Regions from separate parts of the Homo sapiens genome. Here region 2 is linked to region 1. A link is an interaction called in ENCODE POLR2A ChIA-PET data of the cell type or tissue named here. Cell type or tissue: OCI-LY7. All regions are shown on one strand. Links, peaks and the distances in the headings refer to the core of each region. The heading gives the core; the rest is flanking DNA. Region 1 overlaps GRK5 (G protein-coupled receptor kinase 5). Region 2 overlaps RGS10 (regulator of G protein signaling 10).

Evidence for each region. Peaks named below come from ENCODE experiments on the same cell type or tissue, not always from the same donor. Only the 100,000 strongest peaks of a DNase experiment are listed, where the experiment ranks them.
Region 2: POLR2A ChIA-PET joins it to region 1 with 7 read pairs; 3 of 35 experiments call an interaction of 5 or more read pairs at or near these places.

What each region holds. Positions count from the first base shown.
Region 1 is chr10:119,418,417-119,434,379 of GRCh38, forward strand. GRK5 (G protein-coupled receptor kinase 5) reads left to right here. Exons shown (of 16, transcript NM_005308.3): 5 at 4,750-4,850; 6 at 6,577-6,669; 7 at 11,959-12,022; 8 at 12,971-13,111. Among named protein-coding and RNA genes, the nearest start is that of MIR4681, 48 kb to the left of the region's middle. RefSeq lists an enhancer at 10,947-11,116 and a cis regulatory region at 11,032. In OCI-LY7, for the core only: no CTCF peak of the experiment used is centred there; a DNase peak (open chromatin) is centred at 7,395.
Region 2 is chr10:119,520,482-119,536,444 of GRCh38, forward strand. It overlaps RGS10 (regulator of G protein signaling 10), which reads right to left. Exons shown (of 5, transcript NM_001005339.2): 2 at 6,825-6,943; 3 at 5,551-5,637. Among named protein-coding and RNA genes, the nearest start is that of RGS10, 14 kb to the right of the region's middle. In OCI-LY7, for the core only: no CTCF peak of the experiment used is centred there; no DNase peak of the experiment used is centred there.

The DNA of each region.
Region 1 (15,963 bases), core at 6,196-8,695:
GGCCTTTCTCATCCAGCCAGAGGGGAGAGATGTCTCCTGCCAGCACCCCAGGCTACACAGCTGTGTCCCCAGGGCGTATCTTGGTGTCTTCAGCTGTCCCAGAGAGATGATTACAGAGCCCTGCTCAGGGATAGCTGGGTGTCACCCTGACTGTCATCAGAGTGGACTCTGGCAGGGCCAGGCTGAGGCTGACCACTGTGTAGCTTCAGCTGTGCAAGGCCACAAGGGGCAGGCATTCATGGCGGGGACTTCAAGCAGAGAAACTCCCCTGCTCCTTCCAGTTAACTTGATCCTTTCAAAGGAACCTTGGTGCCCAAATTCACTGTTGTGTTAAAGTCGAGGTCTGCAGCTAGAGCTGTTTAAGGAGACCACCTGGTGACCTGAGGGGGTCCCGGACCCCTGGGGCAATTTTACCAACGAGCACCACCAAGACCCCTTCCAACCTGGCTGCCTTCACCTCTGCAGGTATCTACAGGCCTTGAGGCCCTCACGCTTGGATTTCTGTATGGTTAGACATTCAAGGGGCATCTTTGATGGGGGAAGCGTGGCACCCCTGACCATCAGCTCCATCCCAGAGGGACATCCCTGCAGGAAGAGCTAGAGTGCTGCCCAGCCATAGCTCTCCTGACACTCCTGAGTCCTCAGTGGAGTGAGGGTAACATTTCTCTCCAGAACCCACCCGGCCTGTAGGGTTCCCCCCTCTCCCTTCTCCAGCCCACCGCCCACCAGCCAGGCATCTGAAACTGCATGGAATTCTCCTGCCTTGAAAGACCCAGTGGATGGATCCCGGTGCTGAGCTGAGGTTACTCAGAACCCCAGAGCCCTCTGAGCTTCTGGGTGCCTTGTTTCTTACACGGTGTATCCGATCTGACACGCAGCCAGCGGAGGGCCTTCTTAAAGAGTCTCTCTTTGTAAGTGACTTCCAGGGAAGGACCAGACATCCTCTGGTTCCATTGATGCAAATAATAAATGTCCGACTACAACTACTCGCTTCTTACCCTTCTGGCAGGTTTGGGCTTTAGTTTCAGACGCAATGGCCAGCAGCTTCTTATTCCCATCTTACTGGCAAAGGTGTCACTCCCTGGAGGCACTTGAAAGGGGGTTGGGTTGGAATTGTTTAATCTCTTCAAGTCGAGCCAGTGGTTATAAAGCCAGACATTATTACCCACTCATTAACTCCCTTGTTAGGGCTTTGCCCTTGGGCAGAGCTCCCCTGCCAGCCAATCCAAAGTATGAGAGTGGTGTGACTTCATGTACACAGTTGGGTCACCTCTAGACCCTGGACAATCCCCTTCTCCCATCTGCTGAGAAGGGAGTTCAGTTGGCTGTCCCTGCCTGCAGGTAGGAGGGTCAAATTCTGCTTTGCCCCTTATTCCGTCTTCTATAAAGCCTTTCCCAGATGACCCCAGCTCACAATGACCCCTCCCTTCTCTGAGCCGTGGGGCTCATTGTCTCGAGCTGCATCACTTGCCTCTGCTATGGGACCAAACAGCACCCTGGTCCTCATGCTGAGCTCTGCAGAGTACCGGGGGCTAGGGTCAGACCTTATGGGTCCTGAGGGGATAAGGTGAGAGTGGGGCACAGGTGGCCCAGACAGCCCACTCCCTCCAGCCAGATCTCACTCATTAGACACCCAACCTAGGTTCAAATCCCCTCTCAGGCACTTACTGGCTGAGTGACCCTGAGAAAATTGCTTAACCTTTCTGGACCTCGGTTTCCTCATCTGCAAAATGGACACTATAATAATAGCCACCTCAGGATATGATTCAGTGAATTAATGAAGCAATGTGTTTAGCCCAGGACCTAACTAGAGTTAGCCTTCAGTATATGTAAGCTATTGTTACCAATTAAGTTATTTTTATAGGTTTTAAATATTGGGTCTGTGGATAAATTTCATTTGGAGGAGAAAAGTTTGCTACTAAAACAAACAAACAAACAAAAAAAAAAAACAAGAAGAAAGAAGGTTTGAAAGCCATTGAATTTCAACCAACCCATTTTGTACATCACCATGTACAGTACAACCGAGAGGCATAAGAACTTTTCTGTTGGGATATTATACCTTATAATATATCATTTCTGTCTTACTGGAGAAAAAGTATTTTGAGGTCAAAACCACACTAGCTCCATCTCTTTTTTCTTTTTTTTCTTTTTCTTTCTTTTTTTTTTTTCTTTTTTCTTTTGAGACAGGGTCTCACCGTGTTGCCTAGGCTGTAGTGCAGTGGTGTGATCATGACTCACTGCAGCCTCGACCTCTTGGGTTCAAGGAATCCTCCCGCCTCAGCCTCCCAAGTAGCCGAGACTACAGGCAAGCCACCATGTTTGGCTAATTTCTTTTTTTATTTTTAGTAGAGATAGGCTGTCACTATGTTTCCCAGGCTGGTCTCAAACTCTTGGCCTCAAGCAATCCTCCTGCCTTGGCCTCCCAAAGTGCTGGCATTACAGGCATGAGCCACTGAGTCCTGCCTGGCTTCATCTTCATCTTTTAATTCTACCCCTGCCCAGCACCAGGCTGTGCCTGTGGTGGGTAAGGGTGGGTCCTTCCTAGGTGGAAACAAAGGCAGAACCCTGCAGAGTGCACACAGGTGGGCAACTCAGGTCCCCCTTCTGACCATTCTGTTTCTCCCCATGGCCCACCCTGCTGGCATCTCTATCTGGTCCTTGCTGACTCGCACCAGGCTCAAGGTCATATCCTGGCACAACACATTGTATCGTCTTGCTCACGAACAGACAACCAGCACCAGCTCCGTGCCAGGCCTTGGGCCCTCCTGGACTAAGGGTGCCAAGCCATCGGCTCTCTCCTTCCTGAAGCAGATTTGCCCAGGGCCTCGGGATTTGTGCTAATATTCAGTTGCTCTGAAGTAGCCTGGAGGTACTGGTTCCCAAGAGACTCAGCTGCCAGAATTTCCAAGAAAGTTCTCCAAGTCTTAGAGGCACAAGCCCCCAGTTGTCGACTCCCAAATCTCAAAGGACCCTTCAGGCATCTCTGGAGCAGCTCCTTCCTGTTTCAGAGGGTGAGACGGAGGCACAAAATGGCCAAGGTCAGAGGCCGGGCCAGAGCTCAGGCTCCTGGCTCTTGGCCTGGGGCTCCTCCCATGACATCGAGGATCTTTTCTGCAAAAGTTGTGACCCGTGCTCTGTGGGTTGCTCTTCTGTGTCTCCTGGGGCAGAGTGGGAAGGCAGGTGGGAGACAGCAGCCACTACCCAGGCTGCTGTTGGTAACTGGGAAATGTGCTCTGAGACTGCTGTTTGGTGGGAATGGCTTGGCCTGCACTTGGGTAAGTGGTGTTTACTGTCACAGCAGCTCGCATCCACACTGCAGGCTGCCCCCCAAGAAGCTGAAGCCTCTCAGGCCTGGCTCAGCTGGGAGACCCTGAGGGCAGGGGTGAGCCTGCAGAGAGGGCTGGACCTAGAAAAGAAATAAAGAAGGAAGGAAGGGATTTGGACATTCAGAACCGTGGGGAACAGAAAACAAGCCACTGATTCCATTCACCAAGGACAGGCCAGCTGCTGCCTCGGGCGTCCCCTCCACCCCCAGGGATTGACACCCCCGCCCAGAAACCATCCAGTGGACTCTTAGCAAATCAGCCCCATAGGGAAGAGGAGGCAAGGCTTTCAGATTTCAGCATCCTTTTGGGAGAGAGCTGTGTCCACACCCCATCTTTCTGAGTCCACTCCCAGCAATTTTCTCAATTATCTCTTTAATTTATTAAAAACCCATCTCAAAGCCCAGCTGGTGAGTCAGCCCCTGGGAACAGCTGGCAGAGGGTGAATGGTGGGAGGAGGGGAGGGGGTGGGTAAGGCCTGCCCTGGGTGGAGCTGCCTTCCAGATGCGGCCGCCACTCCTGGGTAGGACACAGCAACTCTCTGAAATGTCCTTTCAAATTTAAAATACTCAGGCCAGCAGCTTAACCTAGAAAGATAAAGAAACAACGGTGGTGACATTTATTACGTGCTTGCTACTACTGCCAGATCTGGGCCAAATGCCTTACCTGAAGCTTTTATTGATTTGCTCCAAGAGAAACTCCTATTCCTGATTGTCTTCCTGACAAGAGTGAGGCTGAGCAGTTAAGACCAAGGCCACAGCTGCGAGTCACAGATCTGGGATTCAAACCCAAGCCTGCAGCTCCGGGGCTATAGCTCCCCTCCCCTCCTCACCACCCTCCTCCCTCCTGAGCCTTCCTGTCCACCTTGGCCTGATCCAAACCCTTTCACACATGAACCTCGAGGCTGGGCAGGTGTTCATCTTCTCTTTTGCCCTCGGAGGAAAGAAGCCCAGCATGGCCAAGGGGCGTCACCAAGCCTGCTGGGGGCTCAGTGATGAGCTGGGTCACGCTGCACAGCCCCTTATGGTTGGGAGCATTTGCACACCTTGTCAGCTCTGACTACATGCCCAGGCCATGGGGACTGTCATTATCAATGTTTTGCAGATGAGGAATGAGGCTCAGAGAAGCCAAGTGACCTCCATGAGGTCACACAGCCTGTAAGTGACACAGTCAGAAGTCTCATCCTGAACCTAGGCTCATTCACCACCTTCCAGCTCAGCCACCTCCCCAAACCACCAGTGTCCAGGTAGCCCTGAGCCAGGTGCAGCCTGGAGGGGGCAGCAGGTCACACACTGGGGCACAGACGGGCTGCCAGATGTACCAGCACCTGGAGCGTGGCTGGTTCTTGGCCCAACACCTGTGGGCAAACCCGGCCGCACTGCTGCTGGCTCCTCACTGACCACCTCCCTTCCCTTCCTTCTTCCAGTCCCCTGTTTTCATAGCCCAAGTTGGCCAAGACCTGGTCTCCCAGACGGAGGAGAAGCTCCTACAGAAGCCGTGCAAAGAACTCTTTTCTGCCTGTGCACAGTAAGTGCCGTAGTCACCTGGCCTGTCCTCCCCGGGCTGCCCAGAGATGGGATGCCGCAGCTCTCCACCTGACCATACAGGGCACTGAGGCAGGTCTTCCATGCCTGACAGCTTCAGCCAAGTTATACCAACTGTTTGTATACTTCCCACGAAGAGAAAAAGATATCAAGGTGCCAAGTCCAAAGAAAACATCTGCTGCAAAGGGTATTGAAAGCAAGTGGCTCTCCAGGCTGTTGAGACAGAGGAATGTGCAAACATTTGACCCTGTCTGGGTGGTTTGGAAGTCTTTCCCAGGGTCCTCAACCCCCACCACTGCCACCAACCCGAGCCAGTGCTACTGATGCAGGGGGAGCTTCTCAGCCAAACCCCATCACCTTGTCTGCAGGTGGCACGTCTGCCGTGCAGGAGGTGACACAAGTCGATGGCCATGCTGCCAGCAGAGCACCAACTAAACCCCCACCCCATCCTGCACACACACACTCTGAAGGCATGAGCACTGAGGAGCACACACAAGTCACTTGCTGACACACGCAAGCACACACACACACACATACACACACACAGGCTCATGAAAGTTCTCCAAAGCCAGGTTACCCCACATAGTTGGATGATCTTAGGGGCTTTTTGTGTGCCCTTATTCAGCACCACAGACATCAATTGAGTACCTACTGTGTACCTGGCACTGTGCTGGGTGCTGGGGGATACCAAGGTGAACAAGAACCCAATCCTGGCTTTCATGGAGTTTTTACAAGAAAAACAGCAACCTGCATGCACTTTGAGGGGAGCTGGGAGGGCCGTCCTGGGACCAAGCAGTGGGTTAGGTGCTGGAGAGAGGCCCTGGTGGGCAGAGCAAGCTTGGTTGCTGCTCTCTTGGAGCTGCCCAGGAATCAGATCCAACAGTGGGTGGGGTCTTGGTTGGTGACTCTGACCCTGAGGGAATGGCCATCTTGGCTCCCAACGATGGCTTTCAGGTTTGGCAGGACACAGACTCTGACGTGCCCCACCTGCCATAGTCCCCTCCCTTCCCCAGGCTCCAAGTGCCTGTGCTAGATTACTCAGTGTGGCCACTTTCTAAAGGAAAGAAGCTGCCTGCAGACAGTTTCAGAACCTGCCCTGATGGCCTAAGACCCATAGAGATCCACAGCATCCCAGGGCTCGGCCTGGCACCTGGCCCACAGCAGGTGACCAGTGAATTCCAATGCATGCATAAAAAAACTCCCAGTGGCTTTGCTAGTCCAAGACCAGATCCAGAGCTGCGGTTCTGAGGGGCTGTGGCCCCACCCTTCCCCCAACCACCCACCACCCCTGATTCCCAGCCCCTCATTAAGTCTTCGTCTGTTCTCAGCTTAAGGTCACTTTTTAGAGAGACCCCTCTACCCTTCCAGTCCCCCCAAACTCATTCATGATGACATACCTCTGGGATCATTTATTTCATGTTTGCTATTCACTGTTTGTGTCCCACATACAATGCCAACCCCTTGCTCCCAGCTATATCCCAGGGCCTAGAACAGTGCCCAACACTTGGCAGGTACCCAACAAGTGTTGGCAGGACCAACCAATTTCATACAACCCTCAGTAGAATGGCAGGACCTCTGGCCAGACGTGCTGCATCTGCATGGGTTGAGAGGCCCTGTTTACTTGCATTTCCAAAGCTGGACACAGCTTTGCCCCCCTGCTTGAAGATCGGGATTATAAAATGTTCATCCTCTTGTTCCATCTGCACTAGGTCTGTCCACGAGTACCTGAGGGGAGAACCATTCCACGAATATCTGGACAGCATGTTTTTTGACCGCTTTCTCCAGTGGAAGTGGTTGGAAAGGTGAGTCCACCACACCCCATACAGATCAGGGAGGCAGAGGGTACACATTTTTCATCTGAGAATTCATATAAAAATCAGTTACCTCCCGTGGGCTCATGGTTAAAACAAAATTAACCCGACTCCCCCTGTTAATTAAGTTGTGTATTCTAGAAATGCTGTATGCTTATTCAAGCACACACACATACACACACACACACACACACACACACACAAACACACATTCACGCAAATGTAAACAGCATCTCGTTCTTACTTTTTTTACTTCACTGTCTTTGTCAGCAAATAAAGAGCTGCCATATTCCTTGGAATAGTTGCACATCCTTGATTTAATCCAGTGCCCTGTTGATGGATATTGAGTTGGTTCTCCATTTTTCTGTGTGGAGCCCTCCCTAAATAATAAATAGCTTTGTACATAAATCTTTAAGTACTTCTGCAAGTACATCCAGAGAAATTCCTAGCAGAGGAATTTCTGGGTCAGAAGGCACCTGATTTTAAACCGTGAGTGCTGTTAAGCTGCTGTCCAAAACAGCTGCCCCTGACCTCCAGTGCCACAGTGCCCGAGTGCCTGCTCCTCAGCTTCATCAATGCTGTTCTCGTCTTTTCCTATCCCGTGAGTGAGCAGGGCGCTTCCTTGTTGCTTATTTTCTTGTCTCTCTAATAATGGGGGAGACCAAGTGTCTTTTCTTGTGTGCTTGCTGTCTAATTCTCTTCAAAGTACTCGCCCATGCGTGGCTGTGACTTGGGCAGATGTGTCCCTCTGTGACAGATGAGGAAGCAGAACATAGGACCTGACTTAGCTTCCCAGCAAGCCAGCAGTGCTGCCGACGAGGCCCCGGCCCTGAGCCCCCAGCGCAGTGCTCTGCTACCTTCACTGGCCCAGGATTTGCAGAGCGGGGCGATGCCTGTGTAAAATCCATGCCGGGCCGAGCTGGTAGATGAGGGTGGGAGCCTCCCCTCCCACAGCCCAGAGTCCCTGTCCCCAGAGGCCTGGCATGCACAGCCATCTGGGGGCATCCAGTGAGAAAGGAGCCATCCACTGCTGCCTGCCAGCCCCACAGCTGGCTGTGTCCCCCGTAGACACTCAGGAAGCTGCAGGCCAGGAGCCCTTCTGAACCCCACTCACAGCCCTTCCCTGCCTGCTTCCAGAAATCCAGCAGAAAACCCTTGGCTCTGCGGCCATGGATGGGTGGTTTCTCTCCACCTGACTGGTGGGGATGACAGCGTGACCAGAGATAGTCTCCTTAGTGGCCGCTGTCCACCCTGCACAGGCACATCATGACTCCAGGAAAGCTTGAGAGGCAAAGGATTGGCCTAGACATCTACTGAGGGCACCAGAGCCCCCAGCCTGGGTCCGAGTCCCGCCTCTGCCTCTTCCCAAGGAGGGTCCTCAGAAAGGGTCACTCACGACTCTACACCTCAGTGTCCTCATTTGTAAAATGTGGATGATTGTGCCTGCATTGTGGGCTTGGGCTGAGGAGGAGATAAGATAAGCACAACACCTGCTGGAACAAGGCAGGTGTTCCGCAAAGCTCAGCCATTTGGCCACAGGAAGTAAACTGCTGAATGCAGTTGTTGCATCCATCACCACCATCATCACCATCACCACCATCATCAGCATCACTGCATCAATATCCCACCGCCATCATCAGCATCACCGCCATCATCAGTATCACCATCATCATCAGTATACCGCCATCAACAGCATCACCACCTTCATCAACATCACCACCATCATCAGCATCATCACCATCATCAGCATCACCACCATCATCAGTATCATTGCCATCAACAGCATCACTGCCATCAACAGCATCACCACCATCATCAGCATCACTGCTGTTATCAATATCCCACCACCATCAACAGCATCACTGCCATAAACAGCATCACCGCCATCAACATCACCACCATCAACAGCATCACAGCCATCAGCAGCATCACAGCCATCAGCAGCATCACCACCATCATCAATATCACTGCCATCATCACCATCATCAGCATCACCGCCATCATCAGCATCACTGCTATCATCAGTATCACTGCCATCATCAGCATCACTGCTGTTATCAATATCCCACCGCCATCATCAGCATCACCGCCATCATCAGTATCACCGCCATCAACAGCATCACTGCCTTCATCAACATCACCACCATCATCAGCATCATCACCATCATCAGCATCAACCACCATCTTCAGCATCATCGCCATCAACAGCATCACTGCCATCAACAGCATCACTGCCTTCATCAACATCACCACCATCATCAGCATCATCACCATCATCAGCATCACCACCATCATCAGCATCACTGCCATCAACAGCGTCACCACCATCAGCAGCATCACTGCCATCATCAGCATCACCGCCATCATCAGCATCACCACCATCATCAGCATCACCGCCATCATCAGCATCACAGCCATCAGCAGCATCACCGCCATCATCAGTATCACCACCATCCTCAGTATCACCGCCATCATCAGCATCACCACCATCATCAGCATCATCACCATCATCAGCATCACTGCCATCATCAGCATCACTGCTATCATCAGTATCACCTCCATCATCAGCATCACTGCTGTTATCAATATCCCAGTGCCATCAACAGCATCACCACCATCATTAGTATCACCACCATCGTCAACATCACTGCCATCATCAGTATTACCACCATCAGCGGCATCACCACCATCATCAGCATCACCACCATCAACAGCATCACCACCATCATCAGCATCACTGCCATCATCAGCATCACTGCTGTTATCAATATCCCACTGCCATCAACAGCATTACTGCTATCATCAGTATCATCGCCACCGTCAGCATCACTGCCATCATCAGCCTCACTGCCATCATCAGCCTCACTGCCATCATCAGCATCACCGCCATCAACAGCATCACTGCCATTAGTCCCACTTCACCAGGTCTGATACTGGGAGGCACAGCCAACTCTTGCTGGAGGATCAGTCCTGATTCTGCCAATTACAGGGCAGTCTAGTGGAGCTGTGTTCGCCATGCCCACGCCCGGTTCTGGAGCCCTGGGCTGTGCAACACACAACCCCAATCTGTGTCCACCTTCCCAGAGTGGCAGTGTGGGGTCAGGATACAGAGCATGGGCTGCCTAGACCCCAACTCCAGCCCACCGCTACCAGCTAGGGCCTCGGGCAACTCATTTCACCTCTTGAAGCCTCAGCGTTCTCATCTGCAGAATGGGGACAATAATGATCCCTGCTCCCTGAGCTTGTGTGAGGATTATAGAAGCCCCCATGTGTGCTTGGAGCAGTAGGTATTGTTACTATAGAGACCCCCAGAGGGGGGCATGCCCTTTATTCCTAGGAGTTCAAATAATGACATCTGACACATCACCAGTTTACAAAGAGCCCTCCACTGGATGTAAGGCCTTCTCATGATCATTTTCCTCAGAGGAGTTGGAGCAGCCTTGGGCCACTCAGCAAGGGCCTGGCAAGGCTGGAACCTGAACCCAGAGGCCCCCTCCCAAGTCCTTGGGCCTTGGTCCACCCAGCACTCCAGTTCCCATAGCAGCCTTTGTCGGTGGTCACTGGCTTTCCTTTTTCTTATCTGCACCAAACACATGAAATGGAGAAATTATCCTTTTTACTCTGTGGCCTGATTGCAAAGAAGGCATTAAGTTTTTGGAGCCTGTAGGGCAGGACCCTGGCCTAGGAATGCCCTACATATCAGATAGCACCCTGCACAAGATCCTGCCTGGTTGGTGCTGTACTGCTGAAATAGTCAAGGGTTTTTTTCCTCCCAAGGTTAACCAAGAAATTCCTGGGAGCTTGCATTCCACTCATTTCCCCCAGCAGAGGAGTTCTGCGGAGATGTCAACCAACCGTTTCTCCTCCATGCATCGTAAACTGTTAGGCGGGCCGCCTTCATGTGGTTTCCGGGGGCGGCTGTAGGGAAGGCTTCCCAGGGCCACGTGGTCGAGGCAGGCGTGTGGCAGCTCTTCCCTTTGGCTGTCCAGCCGCTCCTGTGCAGAAGAGCGGGATACCCGCAGAGGGGCAGCTCTGCTTCGGTGGGGTTTGGGCCCTGTGTCCTGAGGAAGCACTGGTGAAGGGAGAAGTGAGCCATGGCACGCAAATTCAAGATGGGGTGCCAGAGAGTACCCTGGCTTTTCAGGGCCTTCCTCAGAGTGCGGCTGTGGTGCCACAGATGTGATTTCCAGGGAAGACTCATTCGTTCAAGAGCTGCTGGGTGACTGAAGGCTCCCTGGTCATCCTCAGCTGACCCAGTTCTTTGGCCCAGTTCTGCTCGATCCAACCCCTGCCCTGGTCGGGACTTTTGAGGAATTTAGGAGCAGGAGTTTAGTCTTGGAGAGCCAAGAGCCAATTTTCACGTTTTAAGCTGATTATTTGTAGCCAAACAGACCAGCAATGCAAACCACAAGCCCTCTGCACCGTGATGTCCTTTATGGCAACTAGATAGGACCATGTCTTTGCTTAGTCCAAAAAGTGCCATCATGCCTCATGATCAGAAGTTCTGTCTGATTCAATGTCATAAATGGCTTTGGCTCATTAAAACGAGGAGTTGGAAGACGCGAGGTGATCATTACTTCCAATCCGATCTTGGCAGGCAGGATCTTCTCATGTTCCTCATCTATGTGGGAAATACAATAAAGGGTCCTCAGTGGTGGAAAGGTTGGGAACCAATGGTAAAGATCCCCAGGACACGATTTGAAGACCAGCAGCCTCTGCCCCCTCCTGAGGCCGGGTCTTCTGGGCCAGCAGCAGGAGTGCCCTCAGGAAGGAATAAGCCATGCCCAGGACAGGAAGCACTGTCATCCTGCTGGGCAGACTGAGATGCACAGGTGTAGGGAGGGCTGTGACCTCCTTCGCGTCCTTTGTGGGACGCTGGTCCTCTGTGGCTCCTGGCCCCCACCCCTTCCTGCACAGAAGGCACAGCTTCCTTCTGAGTTTCGCCGCATGATTTGCAGAGAGAGGAGAACCACATGGAGAGTGTGGTCAAGCACCTCTGCACTCAGGTTTTTCAAGCTTTCTGAGCAAGCGAGGCTTGTGCATCCCCCAGCTTGCAGGGGGCTGGGGGCTGGGGGCCAGGGGGCTTGGGATTTGAACACTCAGCTTCAGACTAAGTCCTCGAAGGTCCAGTCTCCAGCGATGATTCCTGGGGGGTCCCTGGGGCTGCTGTGGGGCTCCTGGAATTATACCCCACCCCAGCTGCTCTCAATGTGCCACTGTTTCCTGTGGATTCTGAGTCTTGGCACCATGAGACCAGTGTGGGATTCTTCTTTCTTCCAGGCAACCGGTGACCAAAAACACTTTCAGGCAGTATCGAGTGCTAGGAAAAGGGGGCTTCGGGGAGGTGAGTGAACATTCACGTTTTTAATTGAAAGTTCTTACATTCAAGTCACCTTTCCTGTCCCTTCTAAATCAACCTAAAGGGTTGGCCCACGGGTCCCCCGGGGGCACCAGTGGCTCAATGTGGGCCCCGGGGGCAGTGAGGGTGGGAGAGAGTCAGTGGCCTTGGGGCTATCAGGTGTGTCTATGGTGGAAAGAGGTTGTGGAGCTGGGCAGGTGAGACAGACGTGCTCTCCTGCCAGCCTCAGGCAGGATCCAGCCTGCAGAGGACAAATGGGCAGCCCTGGTCGTGTGTGGGGAGGAGATGTGAGGGCGTGAGGAGGCTGGGCAACCTTGGCCACTCAGTGCCTGGATGACGCTGTCATGCAAGATTCGAGATTTCGTTGTACATTACCCGATCTTCCCAGCATGTGAGGCAAGCCTTGTTATTCCCATTTTAGAGATGAGGAAAGCTGAGGTCCAGAATGGTTAGGTGACCCAGCCAAGGGCGCGCAGACAATGTGAGGCAGAGCTAAGACTTAAGCCCAAATGCTTTGGTTCCCGCTTATCTGGATTATGAAGTCAGTGTTCTTGAGGATCTCCTATCACTGCCTCCCAAAACAAACTTCTCTACCGGCAGCCGGTAGGAGAAAATCCTGTTGCCCTGGGAATGGAACGGTACTTGGGGCCCCAGTCAGTTATCTAAGCCTTGGTGTGAGTGGCTCATTCTGCCCCTTCCAGGGCTGGGAATCCTTGAAGGAGAGGAGGAGGGAGGGCAAGGGCCCAGGACAGCTGTGGGCCCCAGGCCAGGCATCACTGGGTCCTGGGAGCCTGGAGCACTCATGAAGCCAGGCAGGGCCGGCTCTGACCCCATCCATTCTCTACCTGGGAGGCCTGTGGTCCCCGCCCTGGAGGAGCTCGGGGCAGGCCTCCACGGTGCTCCTGCCACCCTGGTTTCTTTCTTGCACTGCAGGTCTGTGCCTGCCAGGTTCGGGCCACGGGTAAAATGTATGCCTGCAAGCGCTTGGAGAAGAAGAGGATCAAAAAGAGGAAAGGGGAGTCCATGGCCCTCAATGAGAAGCAGATCCTCGAGAAGGTCAACAGTCAGTTTGTGGTGAGTGAGCATCTGGGCCCAGTGACCGGCTCGCCCTTCTGTGGACTGGGGCTTCCCTCCCTCCGGAAGGGCGTGGTCCTCTAATGCGGCCGGTCCCCACCCCTGGGAAGGGGAATGCCAGTGGCAGCGCTGAGCTACAGAAAGGCCGCAAGACATTCCTCCATCACACGGCCCATTGTGGTCGACTGTGGCTGGCTTTGTCCCATCCCCAGAGCCGGCCAGTGCCTGGCTCCCTGCTGTGCATGAGACCGACGCCTCTGTTCTCCTGGACCACTTTGTAAACTCCTCAGTGGACAAAGAAAGTTCACCTGGGCCCAGGCTGGGAGCTGTGGGTTCCACAGACCCTCTAGGCTGGTGCCATCGTGGTGGGGACCTTAGTGCCAGCATCCTGGAATGGCACTATCAAGTCTGTGTGCATTGTGTTAGTCAGTCTAGGCTGGGCCCTGCTGCAGTAACACATTTGCCCCAAACCCTAAGTAGCTAAATACAGCAGAGGTTCATCTGTCACTCACCTGAAGTCCAATCAGATTGGGCCACCCTCCTCCATCTAACAGCTGCCCCATCTGGAGCCTTGAAAGTGAGTGCTAGGGGTTCCACACAGAGACTTTCCACTGCCTCTACTGGACAGATGTTCCTCAGTTTCACCCACAGTCTGCCAGCCAGAACCAGTCAACACAGAGACAAGTTAGTTTCAGGGGAGGCTGGGAAATGTGAAGTGCATGGATATTTGGTCAGCTCTAATATCTTCTGCTACACACTGTTATAAAAAATAAAGCTGGGTGCAGTGGTACATGCTTGTAGTCCCAGCTACTCAGAAGGCTGAGGCAGGAGGATTGCTTGAACCCAGGATTTCGAGGCTGCAGTGAACTATGATCGTGCCACTGCACCCCAGCCTGGGTGACACAGCAAGACCTCATCTCTAAAACTAAATACATGCATACATTAAAAATAATATATACACAAGGTAAAAATTTAAACAGCACAGAAGGATACACAATAAAACGAAAAGCTTCCCTCTTTGAGTAATCACTCCAGGCATGTTTTATTCATGCACAGGCTTTATTATTCTTAGCCAATGGGATCTTCCTGTACCTCTTATGGAGGAATGTTTTTCCCTTACATTGTAGATCTTTTTCTCCATCCAGACCTCTAGTCACACCCCTTTTTAAAGTTGGGCATCATTCTCCTGAAGAGATAAAGCATAATCCATATAGTCAGTCCCCATGGATGGAAATTGTTTTCCATCTTTAAACCACTACAGGGCCGGGCACGGTGGCTCACGCCTGTAATCTCAGCACTTTGGGAGGTCGAGGCAGACAGATCACTTGAGATCAGGAGTTCAAGATCAACCTGGCCAACATGGCAAAACCCCATTTCTACTAAAAATACAAAAATTACCTGGGCATGGTGGTGGGCGCCTGTAATTCCAGCTACTTGGGAGGCTGAGGCATGAGAATCACTTGAACCTGGGAGGCAGAGATTGCAGTGAGCTGAGATCATGCCACTGCACTCCAGCCTGGGTGACAGAGTGAGACTTTGTTAAAAACAAAACAAAACAAACAAACAAAACCACTACAGACCAGTGGCACTCCCAGAGGATGGAAGTTTGCATCTTGGGATCTCATCCCAGGCCACCCCCAGCTGCCAGCCTTGTCGGGGGTGCAGGTGTGGGCAGTGCCATGGTATGTGGAGATGAGGCAGATGAGGCTAACTTCAGCCATCATTTCAGCTGCGGGCCTTCTTGAGTCCGAAACCTTCCTCCCCACTGCCAGCCGCTTCAGCAGGGACCCCTGGATGCTGCCTATGGAGCCTTGTCTCTGAAGGGACAGTGCTGGCGGGTTCTGCTCAGGGAAGAGGATCATGTGATTCACAAAGCTGGGTGGCACGTCTTTAAGGGCCTTCAGTTACGATGGCTGCACCTTCTTTAACTGTGCCCCATCCACGGCCCCGGCAGGGAGTTCCCACGATGTCACCTCCTGGATCCCTTTCTCGGTGATCACCTGGGCAGATGTGGGAGAAAGGGGACAGCTGCAGCCATTGCAGCAGAAGCACAGTCCCCATGAGCTTGCTCATCCTTGGCTGCCATTTTATCTCCTTTCCTCAAAAATAGCTGATGTTGATGCACCAGTTTTACGGCACAGCCAGTTCCCAGCCTGGCCCACGATGGCCGGGTTTCATGTGTGCCACCTCCCTATGTGGAGAAGGATTACCTTCTGGTGTAATTTGCCCCTCCTGCCCCACCATGGCCTTGCTTCACAGAGCCTTGGGTGTCTGGACTCCACCAGCAGAGGACTAGACCCCCTCTCTTGGTGGCCCTTTGCCAAGTGGACCAGTGTATTAGTCCATTTTCACACTGCTGATTAAGATATAACTGAGACTGAGCAATTTACAAAAGAAAGAGGTTTGATGGACTTATGGTTCCATGTGGCTGGGGAGGCCTCACAATCATGGTGGAATGTGAAAGGCACTTCTTACATGGCGGTGGCAAGAGAAGAATGAGAACCAAGTGAAAGGGGTTTCCCCTTATAAAACCATCAGATCTCATGAGACTTATTCACTACTATGAGAACAGTATAGGAGAAACTGCCCACAATTCAATTATCTCCCACCGGGTCCCTCCCACAACACATAGGAATTATGGGAGTACAATTCAAGATGAGATTTGGGTGGGGACACAGCCCAACCATATCATTCTGCCCCTGGCCCCTCCCAAATCTCATGACCTCACATTTCAAAACCAATCATGCCTTCCCAACAGTCCCCCAAAATCTTAACTCATTTCAGCATTAACTCAAAAGTCCATACATAGTCCAAAGTCCCATCTGAGACAAAGCAAGTCCTTTCCGCCTACG
Region 2 (15,963 bases), core at 13,464-15,963, 110 kb after region 1:
TCAGGTGGCTCCCCCGCCACCTTCAACAGAAGAGTTGAGTTTTCTTATCTAAAGAAACAGACCCAGGGAGGCTCCGGAACAGAGAGGCACAGAGGACGGCAAGAATGAGACGCCGAACCGAATAAAGGGATTCAGGGAAATTCCAAATATAGACCCCCCGCGCCAGCAAAATTCTCCTGACACAGTTAATTAGAAATATGTTTAGTTCAGGAACATATCAGGCTTATGGCCCCCCAGGAAGAGACTAGAGGGCCCTTGTCTGGAAAAATAAAAAAGCAGAAAAAACTCAATAGGAGGATCTGAAGATGTAGTCAAAATCTCCAAAAGCAAAAAAAAAAAAAAAATTAAAAAATAGGAAGAATAAAACATGAAATTAAGGGCTCAATGCAGGGCGTGAAAGGTCATCATTGGAAAAGAGACCAGAGACAATGGAAGGAAAAAAAGTTACTAAAATGATGATAACAATAACAACATAAGACCATTTCCCAGAACTACAAATTTCCAGATTATATGGCTCCACAAAGAATTCACACAATGAATGAACTCCGCCTCTGCCTCCAAAGCCCCTGACTGAACAGTTTTAGAATACTAGTGATGAAAAGATCCTGACCAGGTGGAGTGGCTCACACCTGTAATCCCAGCACTTTGGGAGGCTGAGGCGAGAGGATTTCTTTTGGGACCAGCCTAAGCAACATGGTGAGACTGCTTAAACCCAGGAGGTCCAGGCTGCAAAGAGCCGTGACCTCACTATATTCCAGCCTGGGTGACAGAGTGAGACCCTGTCTCAAAAAGAAAAGAAAAGAAAATTGCTGGGCGTGGTGGTTCACACCTGTAATCCCAACACTTAGGGAGGCCAGGGCAGGTGGATCACCTGAGGTCAGGAGTTTGAGATCAGCCTGACCAACATGGCGAAACCCCATCTCTACTAAAAATACAAAATTAGCTGGGTGTGTTGGAGGGTGCCTGTAATCCCAGCTACTTGGGAGGCTGAGGTAGGAGAATCGCTTGAACCTGGAAGACAGAGGTTGCAGTGAGCCGAGATCATGCCATTGCACTCCAGCCTGGGCAACAAGAGCGAAACCCCATTAAAAAAAAAAAGAAAGAAAGGAAGGAAGGAAGGAAAGAAAGAAAGGAAGGAAGGAAAGAAAGGAAGGAAGGAAGGAAGGAAGGAAGGAAAGGAGGAAAGGGGAAAAATAGAAAAGAAAATAGATCCTATACTATCCCAGAGAGGGAAAAAAAGAAAAAAAAAAAAAAACAGAACAGTTTACATATAAATTACTGATTCTCAACAAAAGTAGAAGACTAAGGAATAATGTCTTCAAACTTCTGAGTGTGTTTCACCCCAGAATTCTATGCTCTGTCAGATTATCAGTGAAGTAGGAGAGTAGGGAAAAAAATAACATTTCCACTCAACAAGGTCTTTACATACCTACCTGCCAGACCCCCCTTCTCAGGAAGCTATTGCCAGCTGTGTTTTGGGCTCTTCTCTCATGAGTCATTCTGGAGGGAAGAAGTCATTCTCGTGTGCTGTTCCCAAAATGAGGGAATGACTCAGGAGAGAAGAGGACTTGGATCCAGGAAATGGAATGCCTTCATCCTACAAAGAGGAAGGAAGTTCACCATGTGTCAGGCATGGGTCTAGACCCTCGGAGACAGTGGGGAAGAAGAGGCCCCCCACTCCCAGATTCCAGAAGACAAACCACACAGAAGACGGACAAGTAAATGACATGGATATGTGAAGTTGTTGAATGCTGGATAATCCACGTCAAGGAATGAACCAACACAGGTCCTATTAAAACAACAGAGGCGAGAGTGGGATTTGTATCGACTCCTCAACAGCCTTAGTTGATGGAGAGAGAAAAATCCTCCCATGGTCTCCCTGCTGGAACAGATGTGATAAGTTTGACTGTGAAATCCAGTTAGGTTACGTGCACAACAGAGGATTAAAAAGAACTGGCCGGGCGCGGTGGCTCACGTCTGTAGTCCCAGCACTTTGAAAGGCCGAGGCGGGTGGATCATCTGAGGTCAGGAGTTTGAGACCAACCTCGCCAACATGGTGAAACCCATCTCTACTAAAAATACAAAAATTAGCTGGGCATGGTGGCACATGCCTGTAATCCCAGCTACTCAGTAGGCTGAGGCAGAAGAATCACTTGAACCCGGGAGGCGGAGATTGCAGTGAGCAGAGATCGTGCCACTGCACTCTAGCCTGGGCGAGAAGAGCGAAACTCCGTCTCAAAAAAAAAAAAAAAAACAAAGACATTCAGTTAGGCGACTTCTCCCAGTGCCTATGTTCCTCCACACTTTTTGTAGTAATTTAGAGCTTACTCCCTGGTTTTACTTCCTAGGCAGCGGGACTCACTAGGGAATGCCTGGAGTCAGAAATGTGGCTCTGAATTCTTTTTTTTTTTGTTGAGACAGGGTGTCACTTTGTCATCCAGGCTGGAGTGCAGTGGCGCAATCATACCTCACTGCAGCCTTGACCTCCCTGGGCAACTACAGGCGCACTCCATCATGTCTAGCTAATTTTTTTTTTTTTTTTGGTATTTTTTGTAGAGACAAGGTCTCACCATGTTGCTCAGACTGGTCTTGAACTCCTGGGCTCAAGTGATCCACCCACCTTGACCTCCCAAAGTGTTATAATTGCAGGCGTGAGCCACTGTGCCCAGCCTCGGGCGAGCTGCCGCTTAACCACTCAAGTCATATCCCTGCATCTTCGAATGGGAACAGTGACTCACACTGGGGCCCAAACACTCCAGGCCAAACACCCCAGGTGTCACCAATGCCTCCACCCAATCTGCATTCTCAGGCAGTGACAGGAGGGTGGCATTCATTGCTCTAAAGCAATTGCCGGGTGCATTCCAGGCTTAAGGACACAGACTTTCAAGAAGTCCTATGCTGGGCCGAGTACAGTGGCTCACACCTGTAATCCCAGCACTTTGGAAGGCCAAGACAGGCGGATCACTTGAGGTCAGAAGTTCTAGACCAGCCTGGCAAACATGGTGAAACCCTGTCTCTATTCAAAATACAAAAATTAGCCAAGCATGGTAGCACACACTTGTAATCCCAGCTACTCGGGAGGCTGAGGCAGGAGGATCACCTGAACCCAGGAGGCGGAGGCTGCAGTGAGCCAAGACCTCACCACTGCACTCCAGCCTGGGCAACAGAGTCAGACCTTGTCTCAAAAAAGGAAAAGAAGTCCTATGCTGGATGTCAGGGGTACAGGCATGGAAAGGGGCTGCCCATTCGGAAGCTCTCTCTGTAGGATGTGGACAGGGCAGGGCAACCCAACACCAGACCTGCCTGACCTGAAAGGCTGGAAGAGGCACATTGAAAGTTTGACCCCCTCCTTCCAACCACTCCATTAAAGTCCTACAGGGGCTTTCCCAGCCCTGCTCACCTTGGCACCCAGATTCCCAGGTGTGGCTGCCCTGCCAGCCTGAAGCACAGCACAGTGGCCTCCCCCTCAAACATGCCATTCAGCCCTTCTGGTCTTCCCTCAGCTCTTGTCGCCAGCCCTGCCTGCCCACACACTGTCCCTGCTCCCGGGAACCCCCTCCCAATCTCAATGCCAAGTCTCAGCTAAAAAGCCACTTCCCCTGGATCCCTCCCCGTTGCCCACGCCTTGCTCCCACGACACATGTGCTTCCCATCTCTACACTCATTGCACTTGCACAGGCTTGCTCCCCTTGAGGTGCCCGTTCCCTGGAGCCGCTCACCTGTCCTGTCCCTGGGCTGCCTTCCTGTTCAGTGCTGGGCACCAAGCAGGCACTTCACAAAGATTTGGGGAATTCAACTGAACGGAGGCACAGAGCAGCATGGTGGTGCAGACAACAACGGGTGACTTCAGGGAGCTAGTTCAAGTCCTAGCTCTGCCACGGTGCGGGGACCTCACTTCCTTGTCTACACTGCAGGGGCGGACCGGCCCACCCACAGGCCCCTCCTACCTCTAACACTCAAAAGAATAAGGCAGGGGAATGGACATCTGTTGGCTTGCTTGACTCTGAGCTAGGATTTTATGGTGAGGCTGGTCGCAGCGGTGGCACAGTCTAGCATTTATCGATGGTGGTCCCCAGGCCCTGTCCTCGGTGCTGGAGACAAAGGACAACAATGAGGCTCTTGTTCTGAAGGCCCTCAGCCTGAATCCTAGCATCCCAAAGCATCCCCCACCACCTGCTTCTCACTTTCCCCTGGGGCCCCTCTCTGCCCAGGAGGCTCCGGCCAACGTCATCCAGAGGAGAGAAAAAGCCAGAAAGCAAAATCCAAGGGTCCCGCCCAGTAACAGCTTTCGAGGTGGGCCTGGGAAGTTCAAGCCAAAGAGAATCCATCTTAGAATACTCCCTTGCCACCTCCAGAGAGGAAGGTGGTGGAGAAAAGGCCGCGCTGCGCCATCCAGGAGGATGGGTGTCTGCGCCCGGAAAGGCCTTTGAATAAACCCATGATATACATTTTCCAAGCAGTTGTCTGCAAACGCTTCACGGCTTCTGGCCCATAGATTCCAGCTTTTGGAGACGAGGCCTCAAAAACTGGCAACGCGCAAGCCGCATCTGCCCATGGGTATGTTTTGTTTGGTAGGCAAGGTTTTAAATTTTTTTTTAATTAGTTCCAACATTTAAAAATCATCTGGTTTCACGTAAGGATCCAAATGTCCAGCTTCTTTAGAAAAACAGGCGGTACTAGGTGGAATATAAGACATGCCTTGGGAAGAAAGTCCACCAGGGTCGCAGGGCAAGCAAAGATCTAGGAGATCACCATCAGTAAGCTGGCGGAGACGGAACCTGAAGCAGGGGAAGCCCAGACAGCCACAGGCCCTGAACCACCAGCTGCAGCCTGTGCAGGCAGACAGAACGTCCTTAGCTGGCCCCAGTCCCCAACACTCCCTCCAGCCTCACACCAGGAGCCTCCTTCATTCACATGACTTACTGGCTCCTGCAGGCATTTAGCCAGCAGCCTCTTAGAAAGATACAGGGCCAGGCCTCATAAACCCACCCAGGGCACAGGCCTCCTTCCCCATAATCTCATCTACCCTCCCTCATACCCAACCAGCTGACACTGGGAATGAAGGCAAAGAGGACACATCTACCCAGGAGAACAATCAGAGGCTTTCTCTGCAGGATGCTCGCCAACTATGGGACGCTCAGTACGATACACTGAATAATTGACAATCCCTCTGATGCACCTTGTGCTTTTATCATTACACATCTGCGTATCGTTTTACCACGTCCAAAATGCTAACATGTCAAAATGTGGGGAAAACATCCTCATAACTTATTCATGAAGAAAAAAATTCTATGCAATGAGGAACTCTAAGTGACATAAATTGTTATTTTTATTTTAAATATTGGTCCATTTGAACAGCTCCATTTAAAAATGGATTAACTCACCCTTTTAAAAATGATTAATATTTGATCAACACAAGATACCTAATCTGAAGCTTAAATCTTCCCCCAAAACTAATATGAATCAGGTTTCTTTAGGCAACTTCAGAATCTATTGGAAAGGCAGTTGTAACTTTATAAGGGAAAAAAATTATCAGAGTGGAGGAAATACCTGCGTCTTATCTTGCATTTTCTTAAAATCTTCACATGCTAGCCAAAACAAAACATTTTCTTCACTGAATTCCTTTTTTAAAAATTCCTGTGGATACAAAGAAAAAGAGTCACACAGTATTCTACTTTAAAAAAAAAATAAAACAAATGGCATTTCCCTTCAAAGACTGATTTGGCAAAATTCAACAGAGGAGCATGGTTCAGTTACTCTTCGAAAACCCCACTCTGAAAAACAAATGAGTATGTTTAATGTTAAAGCTATAATTTCATATGCATTTGACCTTAATGGTTTTGACATTGTAAAGAAGAGTACAAATGAAGCAGGAATGTACTCATATTTCTAAGCTGACAATAAATTACCAAAAAGTAAATTAAAGTGGAAGATATATTGGTTCCTTCCAGACAGTGTTTAAACAAAGTACATTCCTCTAAAATCAGGCTGTTTTTTAAACAAAAGAAAAGAAAGCACATTAAGTATGTCTAAAGACACCATGATACAAACTATTTTAAGTTGGAGGTATGTGTGTTTTCTTATGGCCGATCTTGGGCAGTCCATGGCACAGCCAGCTACTCTGCTGTGCAGAGACCTCCTGAGTTGCAAACACTGCTCACAGTGGCCTGGCGACCAGGAACTAGAAGCCTAGTACCACCTGCCACTCCCTCCCTGGGAGCTCCAACAGGCACCAACTGCATGAGGACTCATCCTATTCCTGACCCAAGACTTAAAGACAGAAGTAACCAGGACTCATTCTTGAAATTCACATATGGTCCTCCATCTGGCACCGGGGGCTTCTGCTGGTCAGAAAAGCTATTTCTAGATGGGATCAACAGTTCCCCATCCATCAGCCCTGCTCTCGGAGGTCCCTTCGCCAAGTTCTCATTGCCAGCCTCTCTTACTCTGTCAACAATGCATTCTGAGAATCCCCCAAGCACGAGAGAACAAGCCTTCACGTCAGAGAGACCCAGAGCTGGGAATTCCTCATACAGACTCCACCAATAGGCACGGTATCTTCTCTCTCCTCCCACCCTGTACCCCTCCCACCTCACTACACAAAAACCAGAAACAGGCTACCCATCTGTGACAGCGTTGCCAACACAGTCATGACAGATGAGAAAGTCTCACCCTCAAGCTGGGATAGACAGTACTGAACTCTCAAGCTGGCATAGAGAGTGCTACGCTGACAGACAATGTTGAACTGGCCTATTTCTCCCCTGTGTGCATCTGAACTTCTGCACACACTGCATCCATCCCGATTAACAATGAAAAAGACAAACCCTAAATCTTTTCACGCCTTCTGGGTCTTCCAGCAGATTCTCCAGGGATGCCGCCCATTTGGCTGTGCTCTTGAGGCTCTGGTGGCTGCTGCTGGAACTGCCATCGCTGTCGTGGATGTCTGCAAAGCAAAGTTCAGACTGCATATGTGGCCAACAGACACTGTCATTTTAAGAAATCTGCATGCAATGGTCAGCACTGCCGTCACCATCACGGCTGACATACACCGACTTATGCGTCAGGCTCTGTTCTAGGTGCTTAACATGATGGACTCATTCTTGTCACACAACCCTGTAAGGCAGGCACTACTATTTCCTCCATTTTACAGATGGGGGTAAACTGAGGCTCGGAGGGATGAAGGGACCTGCTGTTTCCCACCAAATCCTTCCCCTACTCTTGTGTCCACTGGCCAATTCAGAGGCAGCCCTCAAGTCACACTCAAACCCTCCTCCAAGAGAACCTTGATTCAACAGCAACTGCTTCCCCATGGCGCTTTGTGCACAGACTTAGAATTATGGTGCTGTGTTGTGACTATTTACATGACTGACTCCCACTAGTCTGAAGGCTCCTATGTGTCCTCATCTTGTATCTCCAGCACCTAGCTCATTATCTGGCACAGAGATTAAAAAACTCATTGCAGGACGGGACCCACGTGATGGCGCAAAATGTCAGAGGGTTGCCAGAATACCCAGGCATCAAGATAAATGTCATTTCAGGCAATAGCTCTTTTTGTTTGTTTGTTTGTTTTTGACAGAGTCACTCTGTTTCCCAGTCTGGAGTGCAGTAGCACAGTCTCGGCTCACTGCAACCTCTGCCTCCTAGATTCAAGCGATTCTCCTGCCTCAGCCTCCCAAGTAGCTGAGATTATAGGTGATTCCCACCGCACCCAGCTAATTTTTGTATTCTTAATAGAGACGGGGTTTTACCATGTTGGCCAGGCTGGTCTCGAACTCTTGACCTCAGGTGATCCACCCACCTCGGCCTCCCAAAGTGCTGGGATTACATGCATGAGCCACCGCGCCCAGTTCCTCAGGCAATACTTTTTCAAAAAATCAAAATTTATGCTAAAAAATCCATGATGAACAAAATACCCAAATTTTAAATAAAGACAGGATCGGTTATGCTGATTTTTCCTTTTGCTTCAGAGTCCAATATGGCTCAGCATCACACTGTTATTTTTCCTGACTTTATTTAAACTTCGGATATTTGTTCATTACGGATGTTTCTGCATTAATTTTGATCTTTTAAAACACTGCATTAAATATCATTTATAGGCTGGGTGCAGTGGCTCACACTTGTAATCCCAGCACTTTGGGAGGCCAAGGCAGGCAGATCACCAGAGGTCAGGAGTGAAACCTCATCTCTACTAAAAATATAAAAATTAGTTGGGTGTGGTGGCATGCACCTGTAATCCCAGCTCCTTGAGAGGCTGAGGCAGGAGAAACGCTTGAACCCAGGAAGCGGAGGTTGCAGTGAGCCAAGATCACACCACTGCACTCCAGCCTGGGCGACAGAGCAAGATTCCATCTAAAAATAATGATAATAAATAAATAAATAAATAAATAAATAAATATCATTATCCTGATGCCTGAGGTTTTTGGCAACCCTCTTACATTTTGGTGCACAGAGAAAATGGATGAAAACTCTTTGCATCTGCACATCTTCCACTGTACTCTCTGACTCACGACACTGAGAAGTCTCCTGGGAGGAACAGGGAATCTCCAAATAACACACTTTGGCCACTTGCCTGTAGGAGGAGGGAACAATTAAAGCATGCTTCATTCTATGGCATGTGATCCCTTCCTGGAGTCAAGGAAGAACCATGGAATGTCACTTCAGATGGGGCCAGGTTCAAAACCCAGTTTCTGGCCGGGCACGGTGGCTCACGCCTGTAATCCTAGCACTTTAGGGGGCTGAGGCGGGTGGATCACTTGAGGTCAGGAGTTCAAGACCAGCTTGGCCAACATGGTGAAACCCCGTCTGTACTAAAAATAAAAAAAAGTAGCTGGGTGTGGTGGTGGGTGCCTGTAGTCCCAGCTACTTGGGAGGCTGAGGCAGGGGAATCATTTGAACCTGGGAGGCGGAGGTTGCAGTGAGCCAAGATCGTGCCACTGCACTCTAGTCTGGGTGACAAGAGCGAAACTCTGACTCAAACGAAACAAAACAAAACAAAACAAAAAACCCAGTTTCCCCAATTCAAAACTATAGGATCTTGGGCAAAATTCTTGTGTATATTTGAAAATCATCCCCCATCTCTTGGGTTATCATAAGGATTCAAAAATGGAAGCACATCAGGCACCTAGCAGCACACTTGGGACACAGTAGATGCTCAACAAATGTGAGCTCCTTTCTTCCCATCTCTAAAATAACCATCTATCAAGCAAACTACTTCTATAACTAACACTTTTTTCCCCATTGACTTTTTTTCTTTCCAAAGCTAGAGACATGTTTCTATAAAAAAAAGTTCAAATCTAGGAGAAAATAAACTTTTAATTAAGAAATCAGCAAGGCCGGGCGAGGTGGCTCACTCCTGTAATCCCAGCACTTTGGGAGGCCGAGGCAGGCAGATTGCAAGGTCAAGAGATCGAGACCATCATGGCCAACATGGTGAAACCCTGTCTCTACTAAAAATACAAAAATTTGCTGGGCATGGTGGTGGATGTCTGTAATCCCAGCTACCAGGGAGGCTAAGGCAGGCGAACTGCTTGAACCCGGGAGGCGGAGGTTGCAGTGAGCTGAGATTGCACCACTGCACTCCAGCCTGGTGACAGAGCGAGACTCCATCTGATTAAATAAATACATAAATAAATCAGCACAGCAAACCACCTCTAAATGATATATTTTTTTAAATAAAGTCTCATAAATATTAATTGCTGCAAACAGCTAGGGGGCCACACAGCTAAAAATGGTTTTGGAGAAAATCTGTATCAGAGCACACTGGACTTACTTAATAGTAACAGCTCCTGTGATCTCTGATGTTCTATGGGGGGTCAAAATACATGTTGACTTCTTGATCCCCTGGGACTCCAAATCCAAGCACCTGGGGAAACTACCAGGATTTTAGACATTCACCAGATGACATGAGCTAAATTAGAACCAGGCCAGCTGGGCACAGTGGCTCATGCCTGTAATCCAAACACCTTGGGAGGCTGAGACAGGAGGATGGCTTGATCTCAGGAGTTCAAGACCAGCCTGAGCAACATACTGGGACCCCATCTCTATAAAATATTTAAAAACTAGGCTGGGCACGGTGGTTCACACCTATAACCCCAGCACTTTGGGAGGCCCAGGTGGGCAGATCACTCAAGCTCAGGTGTTCGAGACCAGCCTGGGCAACATAGTGAAATCCTGTGTGTACAAAAAATACAAAACTTAGCTGGGCATAGTGGCATGTGCCTTTAGTCCCAGCTATTTGACAGACTGAGGCAGGAGGATAGCTTGAGCCCAGGAGTTCAAGGCTGCAGTGATCCATGATTGGGCCACTGTACTCCAGCCTGGATGACAGCAAGACCCTGTCTCAATCAATCAATCATCAATAAAGCAGAAACCCAGAAACCCAGCAGGGACCATGCTTCAATGCTCATTGGCAATAGAGTACGTAAGAGAATTATTTGGGACAAATCCTTTCCTCTAACCATGAAGGAAACTCACTTAAACACATCACCAAATGGAGCTGATGCTTTTCTAAAGTGACCCTCCAGTTCGTGGATATTAAATTAGTTCCCTGTTCTCTTTGTAAATGCTGCAGTGGCAAGTTCCTGAACACTGAGTTTCTTTCCAACAAAGTATAAATCCAATTAAAAGATCATTATTACAAGAAATTTCTGCAGCAGGGTTCATTCTGCCAAGCATTCCACTAATTTACTCTTCTGCTCTTTGCCCAGAGAATACAGTTTGACAGTTTACTCCATTTCCCCAGCAGATCTTCTCTTAAGTAAATAAATCTAGAGACACAAGTTCACTGTTCCAGGAACAATCTAGGCAGCTGCAAATTTCTCTTGCCATGGCAGAACCACTTTGGCCATAAGTTTTCAACCTTGGTCTGAAAGGATTCCAAAACTCTTGACATTCTTTTCCATAATAAACCAGACCATGTTTGGGTTTTCACTGCCACGCTGTCTTGCAAATAAATACACACAGTAGATTACCATTTAGCCAACAAAATGTCTGAGAGTTAAAAGAACTGACCTCACTGTTAGACAATTGCCAACCCCCACCCTTTATTTCATACTCTAATCATTTTTGCATATTAGGTTTATGTGTTCAAATGTGTTTTCATTTGAACAAAAAATTTTACAACTCAAAACACACTAATGTGGTCCAGGCCCACCTCCCCCACCACCTCATTTTATAGACTGGGAAGCAAAAATCCAGAAGATAGAATGACCTATCCAAGGTGATGCAGCTAATGAATCACTGGATGGACCCAATACTGGGACCTGTATGGGAGGTCAGCTGTCCTCACCAGGGCCATGTCTGCAGAATCCCAGGGCTCCTGGGAACATAGTTAGAAAACCGATGGGCCCTTCCATTCCATGGTCTCCTGGGCTAAGATCTCCCTTATATCATATGCCATGAAATACGTTAACAATTGACACTATTACAGAAGAGCATGGAGTTTTCAGGGACGGGTCAGAAAGTATGCCAAGATGGAGCTGCTTTTTATAGCCATGGGTATTGGTTTTCTGGCTATGGTGCTCTAGATAAAGAGCAATTCCTTCTTGCCTTTTTGCTCACCTTCTGTCCCCATAAGTGGAATAGAAGATCCTTCTATCTGAGATACCTGCTCTCTATCTGTCATAAGTTTTTATTTTCCCCAAAAATGTTGGTTTGAATTTTTCTAAGACTTCCTGACTGTCTTTCAAGTTTAAGGCTTTTGGCTATGGCACCCCACCCTTTTCAAATCCATCTTGACTGATATCAGTATAGACAGATCTTGATGAGACAGCATTTGCAAACTCCACTCACCCAGTGGCATCTCTCTTTTCCAAGTCACTATCCCCAGCCTCCAATATGACTGAGCAGACAGGGATAGCCCTTAGGCTGAGGGCACTTCTGCAACTCAGGGTCCCCTGCTCAGGGGACACACTAAGTAATGAATTCCTAAGCCATCTCAGCTCAGTTACGACCCGTGGGCGCGGTGGCTCATGCCTGTAATACCAGCACTTTGGGAGGCCAAGGCAGGCAGATTGCTTGAGCTCAGGAGTTCAAGACCAGCCTGGGCAACATGGTGAAATCCCGTCTCCACAAAAAATACAAAAATTAGGCCAGGCGTGGCAACTCACACCAGCACTTTGGGAGGACGAGATGGGCAGATCACAAAGTCAGGAGTTCGAGATCAGCCTGGCCAACATGGTGAAACCCTGTCTCTACTAAAGATACAAACAATTAGCCTGGAGTGGTGGTGCGCACCTGTAATCCCAGCTACTCGGGAGGCTGAGGCAGGAGAATTACTTGAACCCAGGAGGTGGAGGTTGCAGTGAGCCGAGATGGCACCATTGCACTCCAGCCTGGGTGACAGGGCAAGACTCTGTCTCAAACAAAACAAAATAAAACAAAAACAAACAAACCAAAAAAACCACAAAAATTAGCTGGTCATGGTGGTATGGGCCTGTAGGCCCAGCTATTCAGGAGGCTGAGGTGGAAGGATCACTCGAGCCCAGGAAGCAGAAACTACAGTGAGCCGATATTGCGCCACTGCACTCCAGCCTGGGTGACAGAGCCAGACGCTGTCTCAAAAAAAAAAAAAAAAAATCATAAAAAAAGAAAAGAGGCCGGGCACAGTGGCTCACGCCTATAATCCCAGCACTTTAGGAGGCTGAGGCAGCCAGATCACGAGGTCAGTTCAAAACCTGCCTGGCCAACATGGAATACAAAAATTAGCCGGGCATGGTGGCACGCACCTGTAATCCTAGCTACTCAGGAGGCTGAGGCAGGAGAATTGTTTGAACCCGGGAGGCGGAAGTTGCAGTGAGCTGAGATTGCGCCACTGCACTCCAGCCTGGGTGACAGAGAGAGACTCCGTCTTAGGGAAAAAAGTTTAAAAAAAAAAAGAAAAAAATGTTAACAACCAAGGTGGAAGGGGAAGCAGGTTAAAGTAAGTAAGTAAATAAATACATATATACATACATAAATAAATGTTACAACCAGTCCAGTAATATTAGAAGAAATAAATACTCTTTCTCAATAGCAAAGCAGGTTTACCTCTGAACTTAAGAATAAAGCAAAACCAAGATTTCCCAGCTGCCCAACTTCTGGTACCTGGATCCACAAAGTTGCAATATTCTTCTATCCCTTTTCATTGATAAAAGTTTCCATTTCAGACAGATTACACAAGAAAGCAGGACTGACATGAATAGGTGGAAAAAATGTCAGGCATGTTCTCCAGCAGCTTTACGATCTCTCCAGCTAGGGAAGACCTGCTTGTGATATTTGTTTGTTTCAATTTTATCATGCTGTTTTATTTTTGTTGTCATTGTTTACTTCAGCTGTAAAACATTTTTGCAATGAATAAAAGTTTTTGGTGTTTCATTTTGTTTTCTTAGCTCCTGGGCTCTTTACGTCATTTTAGATCTTCAAATTTTTTGCATGCAAAATACGTATTTTTCAGCAAATTTATTTTCAGACTACTCTGTCATTAGCTAATAATAATGGTTAATACTTCAGATGGGCCAGGCATGGTGGCTCACACCTGTAATCCCAGCACTTTGGGAGGCCGAGGTGGGTGGATCACTTGAGGCCAGGCATTCAAGACCAGCCTGGGCAACATGGCAAAACCACGTCTCTACAAAAAATACAAAAATTAGCCGGGTATGGTGGTGCACTCCTGTAATCCCCAGCTACACGGGAGGCTGAGACAGGAGAATCACTTGAACCCGGGAGGCGGAGGTTGCAGTGAGCTGAGATCATACCACTGCACTCCAGCCTGAGCAACAAAACAAGAACCTGTCTTAAAATAAATAAATAAATAAATAAATAAATAAATAAATAAATAAATAAATAAAAAAGGCCAGGCACTGTGGCTCATGTCTGTAATCCCAGCACTTTGGGAGGCCGAGGCAGGCGGATCACGAGGTCAGGAGTTCAAGACCAGCCTGAACAATACGATGAAACCCTGTCTCTACTAAAATTACAAAAATTAGCCAGGCATGGTAGCACGTGCCTATAGTCTCAGCTACTCGGGAGGCTGAGGCAGAAGAATTGCTTGAACCCAGGAGGCGGAGGTTGCAGTCAGCCGAGATCGTGCCACTACACTCCAGCCTGGGTGACAGAGCGAGACTCTGTCTCAAAAAAAAAAAAAAAAAAAGGTTGGCGCGGTGGCTCACGCCTGTAATCCCAGCACTTTGGGAGGCTGAGGCAGGCAGATCACGAGGTCAAGAGATCGAAACCATCCTAGCCAATGTGCTGAAACCCCATCTATACTAAAAATACAAAAAATTAGCCAGGTGTGGTGGTGCACGCCTGTAGTTCCAGCTACTCGGGAGGCTGAAGCAGGAGGATTGCTTGAACCTGGGAGGCGGAGGTTGCAGTGAGCCGAGATCAAGCCACTGCACTCCAGCCTGGTGACAGAGCAAGACTCTGTCTCAAAAAAATAAAAAGAAAAAAGAAAAACTTGCAAATGATTTACAGTGTGCTGGGTACCGTTCCAAGCTTTTACCTGAATTAAATGATTCAGTTCTCACAATAACCTACTGACGTGGTTAGTATTATTTCCACTTTGCAGACGAAGAAACTGAGGCACGGTAACTTACAAGCGTCCCAGCTAGAAAATGGGAAATCACGGCCCAAACCCAGGTACTCCTGCTCCAGAGTACACGCTCTTTACCAAGGGCTCTACTGCCATTTTTAGCTTTTATATCTGCTGATCTTTATACTCACAGAGGCCAGAACACAACAGCCTTTAAGAGACCAAGAACAATCACACTTTGGGGAAAAAACAGAAAACTGTTAAGAGTCCAATCCATGCAGAAAAAAAAAAAAAAAAAGTCACATAAGACCAGGTGGAATCATCCAGCACACAAACACAATGTATATGCGTTTTCCATTTATGATTATGCTGTCCTATGTGGCTTCTGGCGTCAGTAAAAGCCATTATTTCAAGGATGGGTGAAGCATCACAGTGCAGATGGCTGGGGCTGGTTGCTTGCAGCTTATTTTATGATGCATTATTTATAGATGCTATGATGTCATATCTAACAGAGACCTTCTCCAGACATTAATTCCTTGGAAATCCATACTCAAAAGGCATCTGTAACACTCATCGGAGATGAATGCTCACAGCATGGATTTCTGCTGTTAATTTGCAGGAAGGTCTGTGTAATCATCCTGCATAGACAATTTCTCCAAGTCAAATAATATTTTAGTAATATCTCACTATCCAGTTTCCTCAACAGCAGAGTCAACTTACATCCTCAGAAGGTTTGTCCTAAGTACTCCCCCAAACTCACAGACTATTAAACATTCGAGTCCAGGAAAAGGCAGAGATATTAACCCTAAATTCCAAAGTGGTTTGGTACAACTCACATGCACAGGCGTGCACACACACACTGTACTCCTTTAAAATACTCTACTTTGTAATGAAGTTTCAAAGAAAGTACACACCCCACAAAACTTATTTAAAACCTCTTGTCACCTATACCACATCAAGTGTAGTACATTTTTTAAAAAGTCCTCCCAATTTAGAATCAGAGAGTCATTTTGTTACAACTGGTGATCTGTGTAAGGCTCCAGAGAAACTGGGTCATGGAAACATGGTATCTAAATATTACTTAAGTGTTTATCGGCTCCAGTATCTAGCTGCTGAGAATAACTACCCCACCTGCATGCAATTCCCTTGCCAGAGAGATCTGATTGAACTGCAGTTAGCAGGAAATAACATCAAAAGTGAAAAAAGTTTTTCAATAATCATAGTAATAGCCAGCATCCAAGTCAGGAGCAGGAAAGCTGGTGGCAGAGGGTTGGCTCCACTCAGAAAGGGCATCGTGGCGTTTTCACACGAGGGTTCGGGACTCACAGAAAGCCAAGTGCTCCTACTGGCCCTTCCACAGTCACCTGTGCACCTCTGTGTCCTCACAGCACACTCTTCCCAGCCCCTGCCCCGCCCAGGGCCAAGGCGACAGGCAAACTGCGGACATGGAAAGG